Regions from separate parts of the Mus musculus genome. Here region 2 is linked to region 1. A link is a contact called in ENCODE Hi-C or POLR2A ChIA-PET data. All regions are on one chromosome and are shown on one strand. The core of a region is the stretch at or near the end of the contact, and the rest is flanking DNA. Distances in the headings are between cores, read along the strand shown.

Region 1 (4,041 bases), core at 402-2,901:
GTGCTGGGATTAAAGGCGTGCACCACCACGCCCAGCTAAACTGGCCTTAAATAGCCAATCCTCCTGCCAGGTGATGGTGCACCATGTTAATCTCAGCACTCAGAAGCAAATCAGGCAGATCTCTGAGTTCGAGGCCAGCCTAGTCAGCAGAGTGAGTTCCAGGACAACCAGGGCTACTTAGAGAAACCCTGTCTCAGGGAGAAAAAAAAAATCCAATTCTCCTGTCTCAGCCTTTGAAGTGCTAGCATAGCTGAGAAAAGGTTCATTTTAAAGCAATACTCATTTATTCTAGTTTCCCCAGTAACTTTGGGAACAACGACCCTTTTTTAAAAATTGTGTATGAGCCTGGCAGTGGTGGCACGCACCTTTAATCCTAGCACTTGGGAGGCAGAGGCAGGTGGATTTCTGAGTTCGAGCCTGGTCTACAGAGTGAGTTCTGCGACAGCCAGGACTACACAGAGAAACCCTGTCTCAAAAAAACCAAACCAAAAAAAAATGTGTATTTATAGTTTGTGTATGAGTACTCATGTAGGTCAGAGGACAACTTCTAGGAGTCAGTTCTTTCCCTCCATTGAACATGTAGTGTTGAGAGGCCTCAAGTGCTTTTATCAACTGAGCCATCGCAGAAGCCTCATTATAGATTTTTAAAGACAGAATTTCTCTGTGTGGCCCTGGACAGCTGGCCTGGAACTCTCTCAGTAGACCTACCTAGTCTTGACCTCAGCAATTTGCCTGCTTCTGTCTCCAAGGCTCATTAAAAAGAAAGAAAGAGCCCGGCGTGGTGGCACACGCCTTTAATCCCAGCACTCAGGAGGCAGAGGCAGGCAGATTTCTGAGTTCGAGGCCAGCCTGGTCTACAAAGTGAGTTCCAGGACAGCCAGGGCTACACAGAGAAACCCTGTCTCGAAAAAAAAAAAAAGGAAAAGGAAGAAAGAAAGAGATCAAAACAATAAGATAAACAAGTTTATTTTGTACACCTCAAAAAAGAGAAGCAAGCTGGCCAGTGGTGGTCCATGCCTTTAATCCCAGCACTTGAGAGGCAGAGGCAGGTGGATTTCTGAATTCGAGGCCACCCTGGTCTACTGAGTGAGTTCCAGGACAGCCAGGGATATTCAGAGAAAAACTGTCTCGGAAAAAAAGGAAAAAGAAAAAGAAAGGGGGGGGGGGAGAGAGAAGCAGATACGGCAATAACAGAACTACCTGGATACAAGTCACCTTTTAAAAAATGACATGCATATGTTTGGCTGTATGTTTGTATGTGCACCATATGCATCCAGTATGGGCAGAGGCAAGAAGAGGGTATCAAAGCTCCTGAACTGTAGTTACAGGCGGCTGCAAGCTGCTAAGTAGATAATGTGAAGTTGAACCAGAGTCCTGAAAAGGTAGTAAACACTCACTGAGCCATCACTTCAATCACCACATGACCTTTAATTTAGTATCAGTTTAATGTCCTCTGACATCATCTTCCCATCACCCACTTTTATCTGAGGAGGTAACCACACAAGAATGTACTTATTGCCCCACATGCCAATACCAGTGACTTAGGCAGTCAGGTCTCACGTGGTAGGGCCAGCTCGTCGCTTCCAGAAACGTCACATCCGTTGGGAACCTGACACAAGCCCGCCAGGGGCGAGTGCTTTTGTGAGAGGGCGGAGTCCTAGCACGCGGATGGAACCTTGGTGGGGCGGAGCCTGTGGGGGCGGGACGAGGCCCGGGCAGGACGGGCCTCACTTGCCGGCGTTTGCCGGCCCGGGCCACTACTTGTGAGGAGCTCTGTGGCCGCGGAAGCAAGTGAGAGATTTCGACCAGGTAGGTGAGGATGGGAGGTGACTTGTGGCTCCGTCCGCAGTCCGTGGTCACCAGCTCTGGCCAGACCCAGCGAAAGGTCTTGCGGGTGCGGTTGTGACGTGGAGGCTCTTCAGAACCCAAGACTGCCCGTGGGGGTTGTAAGCCCTTCCTAACTTCTCTAGCCACCTGACAGACCCTGAACTGTCAGGTGCGGAGGAGACCTGGTCATCATTGCCAGTTATTCTTCAGCCCCTATACTTTGCTGCTGTGAAAAAACAAAAACAAAAAACAAAAAAAAACTTCCGGATGGTATTGCTTCCTCACTCAGCCTTGGAGTGTGTTTACTCTAACTCTTTCAGCTCCACTATCAGCAGAAGTGTAGGATAGGGACCAAATCCCTCTTGCAGTGATCTACTATGGTCCACTAGTCCTGCTGGTAGGATGGGGTTATGGGTGGATGGTCCTTAGTCTTTCCCTTAACTGGCTCACACTACTCTGATGCCTACATCTTTTCTCTCTACTTGACTAGTTACCTTACTCTGGTTTTCCTGCCTCCCTCTTCATCAGCGAGATTCAAGGCTGGACCAGGGCCCCCAGGGTAAGTGACCCATACTCAAAATCAGCATAATGTAAAACCTGCTATATCCACTGCCATCAAGTTGCCCCAGTTCTAGCAGATGATAATACAAAGGTGTTGACTATCCAGTTGAGAAAGGGAAGGAGGCAGACCTCTCCTTTCGCCCCATGTTACTCTACCCTTAGAAATACTGAGGTTCACTGTAAGTTTAAAACTCTGGTAGGTCGTGCACACCTTTATCCCAGCACTTGGGGGGCAGGTGGATCTGAGTTCCAGCCTGGTCTTCATGGTGAATTCCAGGTTAGCTAAGACTACACAGTGAAGACCTGTCTCACCAGCAGCAGCAGCAACAACAACAGGACTGAATGTGGTAGCCTACACCTTTAATTACAGCACATAAGACATAGAGGCAGGAAGATCTCTGAGAATTTAAGGCCAGCCTAGTTTACATGTGAATTGCAGGCCAACAGGACTACACACACAAGACCCTGTCTCAAACAAAAAGACTCTGATAGGGTAATACATTGAGAAGACTCTAAGCAGAGACTCTCAGATGTAGCAACAGATATAAGAGCTCAAATTCTGAGACCAGGGAGCTCTGACAAGAGAAGTTTGCTTGCTCATGGCCAGGCGTGGTGGCGCACGCCTTTAATCCCAGCACTCAGGAGGCAGAGGCAGGCGGATTTCTGAGTTCGAGGCCAGCCTGGTCTACAAAGTGAGTTCCAGGACAGCCAGGGCTATACAGAGAAACCCTGTCTCAAAACAAAAACAAAAAGACAAGGTTGCTCAGTGGATACCTATTGTATCCTCACTGTATTCCTACTGAAGTCCCACTATAGCTTCCCTGAGAAGCAGGGGTGTGTGTCTCACAGGACTTCCATCTCATAACTATAGGGCAAATGAAACAAGACATGTAGCCACAGCTTGTCAGTAGCAGCCTTTGGTTCTGGAACTCACTTACTGCACATATCACTTTGTTAAAACTTTGTAGCTGGCAAATGGCACTTAGACACCCTTATTCTATTCTTTAAAGACCTGGATCTGGCCCAATCAGCACCCTTTGTTCTCATCTGGCCAGTCTTTTTGTCTCTCCCCCCCCCCCCCCAGGAAGCCATTTATTTGATTTGCTTTGTTTGGAAATGAACTATCAAGTCTCCCAGGCTGCCCTGGAACTGGCTATATAACTGAAGGATAATCTTAGTCACCTGATTCTCTTGGCTCCACCTCCCAAATACTGGGATGACAGGAGTGAGCCACCATATTTACCCCCTCCAGGTAGCAATTTAGTTCATTCCCATGGTGGTATCTTTGCATCTTGAAATGAGAGTGGGATGGCCTAGTGGTGACAGGATTAGAGATCACTCTCCTAAAACCCTCAGTATTAGAACTTCTCTATGAGGTTACCATAGTAAGAAAGTCCATGTAATTTGGCAGCCTGAGTGGGGATTCCCCTCTTGAGGGCTGAGAAGCTTGAGGCAGCTGTGCTGAAAGAGGAGATGGCTGAATGACATTCAAGGGCCAGCATTATTTCAAAACTAGAGGTAAAGGTCTGAGAGCCCCATGCTCCTAAGCTTGCAATTTCTCCTCTTCATTAACCACTTTCTTTACCCCTTTTCTTTTCAGGAAAAAATCCTGCTATCAAGGAAGAAAATATAGGACCAGGACCTTCCCATGGA
Region 2 (4,041 bases), core at 1,082-3,581, 120 kb after region 1:
TGAGGCGCTCCCTGTGGCAAAAGAAGGCAACAGGTAGGCAGGAGAGTCTGAGACTCGAATTTGTCCCTGTCCCTACATATGTTCACTACTCACCTATCCTTGCCTTCCTCTTCTAAAGAAGAGAAAATGTCATCACGCACCTGCAGAATAATTAGGATTAGAAATGGGGAAGAATGGTTTTCCTTAAATGTCTCTGGCTAGCCTGCTCTAATCATATCATAGGGACCAGAAAATTGCCCCCCCCTCCCCCATTCTGAGTATGTGGAGCCTCTTTATCTGTGGGGCCTTGCTGCTCAGTTACTAACCCTGTTGACTTTGTTCCAGCATCCTTTTATTCCCCTGGATTCTCAGGAGGCTTAAATCTATATCGTAGATTAATTACTAGAGTGCAGGAGCTGTTACATATTCTCTGATCAAAAAAGTTTGTGGGCTGAAGAGGTGGTTCACTGGTTAAGAGCACATATTATTCTTCCTAGGTACCTGAGGTCAATTTCCAGCACACACATCAGGCAGTTTACAACTACCTGTAGCTCTAGCTCTAGTGGGAATATGACAATTCTCACCTCTGTAGGTGCCAGCACTCATGCATACTACCCACAGACATGTATGTGAGAATTCTGGAATTTTGGCTTTTTTAAGAAACACAGAAATATTGTAAGAATATGTTTTTGTTTTAATCTTAGGTGTGGAATATGGGGCTGCTTCACAGCAGCTAACTATGAGTTGCCTCATGCTTTTAGCAAAGGTGTGTTTCTGTGAGTTTCAGATAGTTTCTACAATTGTGTGATATTTGGAATTCTGGGAATTTTTCATTACTGGGGGTGAAGTGGGGGGGGGGAAATACCCACAAACTAACAAAAATTGGCCACACATATGTATAATTAAAGTAATTAAATCTTTTAAAAAAGCCAAAACCCCAAAACATTTGTTATGTGCTGCTGGAGATGAAACCATAGGTAAATACTCTTCTGCTGAGCATCCCCAAATCCAATAGTTTTGAAGGTTCCAACATAGAATTTTTAACCCGACAGCTGTATGCTGACCCTAACCAGATTTGAAAGCCTAAGATCCACTCTCTGCACCTATCCAAACCTAGAATTCCCTAAGGCTGCACCCCAGGTATACCTACCAGCCAACTCACCTGGTGATGGAAGGTATCAGCATCTACAAGTGAGGTCCCCGGCTGGCGGAAGCTCTTGGACATGCCCACAGACTCAGGCTCCCCGTATGTCTTGGTGGTCAAATAACTCTCCTCATAGTAGTCATCATTATAGTCTTGGGGAGGAAAACAGTGGTAGAGGAAAAAGTGGTGCCCCTTAACTGGCCTCCTCTTCTCCCTCCCCAGCCTGTGTGTGCTGTGTCAGTTTCTCCCCTCTGAAGCCACTGAGAACTGGTACAAGGAGGTGAGGGAGGTCTGGGGTTTCCCTGTGCCCAAATCCCGGAAGCATGGGATAAAAACATCAGTGCCCACCCTATACCTGCCTTACCCTTGCTCTGGTAAAGTAAGGCGTCTTCTTTTTTGGGCAGATCATACATGTCTGAGTCCACGGCGGCTGAATCCAAGTCTGCATGTGAAGGAGGAGGGACAGGACCATTCGATCTCCAGCCTTCCCCCTACTCCCTCAATAGCTTCGGCCACACCCTCCCTCCCTAAGACGTGTGCCCCAAGCTGCTCTTTGGGGCTCTGCAGTTAAGGGCTCACCTGAGAACTGATAGGAGAATGAAGAAGATGACGAGTTGGGGGGTAAGAGTCTCCTTCTCTGGGTCTCGTACTCGAAGATTTTCTTTTCGTAGAGCTTGCGAGTGGAACCTGCCCAGACACAGGGTGCGAAGCGGTCAGAGGGCGTGAGCCGAGCACCCCAAGAGCACAAGGGAACACGGGGAGGGGACTTGAGGGGAGGGAGAGGTGGGGAGAACGCTCAGGGAGGAGCGCGGGAAAGCAGTGGACCAAGAGAGGTTCTGAGCGCCACCGGGTGCAGCATACCCACAATAGGCCCATGAGGGATGTTGTACTGGCGTAGCACTGCGGCCAGCTCAGTATCGGACAAAACCGCATAGTCGTCCATGGCAGACAAGGCCGGCACCTGGAAGCGGTGTTGAACGCCAGGGGCGGCCGGGGCCTACAGACAGGGCCCAAGAAACCAACCGCTCGGAGCCTAGAAGAAGAAGCGCCAGAGCCTCAAGAGCGGCTGTGGGCGCGTCACGCCGCCGTCACATTTGCGTCACAGCCGCGGCTACGCAGGTTGCGCGCGCTCCTCAGGGCAGGCCCAAACTAGCCAGAACGGCCGGTGCAGACCGGTCTAGCTGAGGGAACAGGCTGGGCTGGCAAACAGAAACGTAACGCTTGTGAGAGATTGGCTCGAACAGGGAGAAGGCGGAGCTTTCAGAACTCGTGCGGCAGCGGTTGAGACTTCCTTTGAGAGCTAGGCCGCCGAGGGGCGGAGCTGGCTGACCTCACTAGAGGATGCTTTAGAGCGCAACTTACTAGGGATGAGGCAAGTGATTTGACCAAAACCGGCTTGTGAGATTTCCCAACCTGTGAGATCTCACATACTTTTGTTACTGGCTTCATTCCTGATTTTATTCCCCCGGTGTTCCAGTGCCTAGGATTCTCAGCCACAGTGTGATCCACAGCAGTGTAAAGCAATCCTGAGAGCGAACCCTTCCAGAGCGCCTAACGCTGCTGAGAGCTCTTTGTATGCTGTCAGACAGGGCTCTCATCACCTAACATAGACACCCACAGAGCCCTGGCACTCCCTACCCATCTCCTTTGGTCTTCCCAGTCTCCATGACCCTGGCCTGCACACCTGCACAGGCCCATTCCCACCGTCGTCTTCTCTAATGCCTAGTTCCATTCGCGAGGAAATGGGGCCAGCACTGGGCCAAGTGGCCACCAGCACTACAGGATCAAGCAGCTTTCCAAAGGTCCAGGGTATGCCAATGCACACAATCAGAGGGCGCCTGCCTGCCTGCCTGCCTGCCTGCCCTGTGATGCATGTAGATCTGTACACCTTGTACCTGCCATACTCACTGTTCTACCTTGGGCCCTGAGGAATTCTGGGGGGAGAGGTCTTCTCTGGCTGAGTAGAATAGTCTCTAAGCTTGGTGTGACCTTAGAGACCTAGACAAGTGTACAAAGCCTAGAGCACTATTTCTCAACCTCCTTAATGCTGCAATCCTTTAATACAGTTCCTCATGTTGTGGTGACTCCCCACCCATAAAATTATTGTGTTGTACTTCATAAATGTAATTTCAATATTGCTATAAATTAAAATATAAATATTTGTTATGCAGGATATCTGATATGTGAGATCCAAAGGGATAGCGACCCCAGAGGTTCTGAACTGCTGGCCTAGAGGCAAACCATGGGAATTGATGGAGGCTTACTAAGGATCTGGATCAGAGAAAGGTTGCCTTGAAGAGTGACCATGACCATTATATTCTACACAAAGTCATGTGGATCTAGGTAGGCTGCCCTTTATTGGAGAGATCTAGAAGAAGGGGTACGCGTAGAAAAAGTGTGTAGGATGCCTGATCTCTTAAATCAGTGCTTCTCAACCTTCCTAATGCTGTTGTGGTGATTCCCAATCACAAAATATTTTTGTTGCTACTTTATAATGGTAATTTTTGCTACTTTATGAGTCATAATGTAAATATTTTTGGAGACAAGGTTTGCCAGAGGGGTTGTAACCCACAGGTTGTCTTAAGTGATAGTGATAGTGAGTACTTTGCTCAGTTCTAGGTTGACCTGATGACACTTTAGTGAAGTTCACAGGCCACTTCTCTATGGAAGTTTAAAGTAGGCAATGGTGAGGAGGTGGACCCCAGTTTTGACCACATACAAAGTGCTTAATGAAGAAGAGTTGCCATTGCATACACTAGCAAGCATTTGCTGAAAGTAACCTGATATAGCTGTCTCTTGTGAGACTAGGCCGGGGCCTAACAAACACATAAGTGGATGCTCACAGTCAGCTATTGGATGGATCACAGGGCTCCCAATGGAGGAGCTAGAGAAAGTATCCAAGGAGCTAAAGGGATCTG

What was found. Hi-C counts contacts between places; a loop is a spot of excess contacts on that map. ChIA-PET counts read pairs that join two places held with the same protein, here RNA polymerase II (POLR2A).
Region 2: a loop to region 1 is called in a map of v-Abl transformed pro-B cells, with 2.8 times the contacts of the local background. The contact joins the promoter of Emd here to the promoter of Slc10a3 in region 1. A Hi-C loop is called at or near these places in 4 of 37 maps with a recorded cell type or tissue (heart, left cerebral cortex and v-Abl transformed pro-B cells). POLR2A ChIA-PET finds 5 or more read pairs at or near these places in 4 of 5 experiments (Patski and embryonic stem cell).

The regions. Positions count from the first base shown.
Region 1 is chrX:74,370,959-74,374,999 of GRCm38, reverse strand. It overlaps Slc10a3 (solute carrier family 10 (sodium/bile acid cotransporter family), member 3), which reads left to right and starts at 1,651. Exons shown (of 3, transcript NM_145406.2): 1 at 1,651-1,809; 2 at 2,318-2,386; 3 at 3,989-4,041. Gm44504 (predicted readthrough transcript (NMD candidate), 44504) reads left to right here and starts at 1,651. Exons shown (of 6, transcript NR_103489.1): 1 at 1,651-1,809; 2 at 2,318-2,386; 3 at 3,989-4,041.
Region 2 is chrX:74,252,977-74,257,017 of GRCm38, reverse strand. Emd (emerin) reads right to left here and starts at 2,331. Exons shown (of 6, transcript NM_007927.3): 1 at 1,985-2,331; 2 at 1,703-1,810; 3 at 1,488-1,565; 4 at 1,142-1,275; 5 at 94-140; 6 at 1-11. The coding sequence starts at 2,066.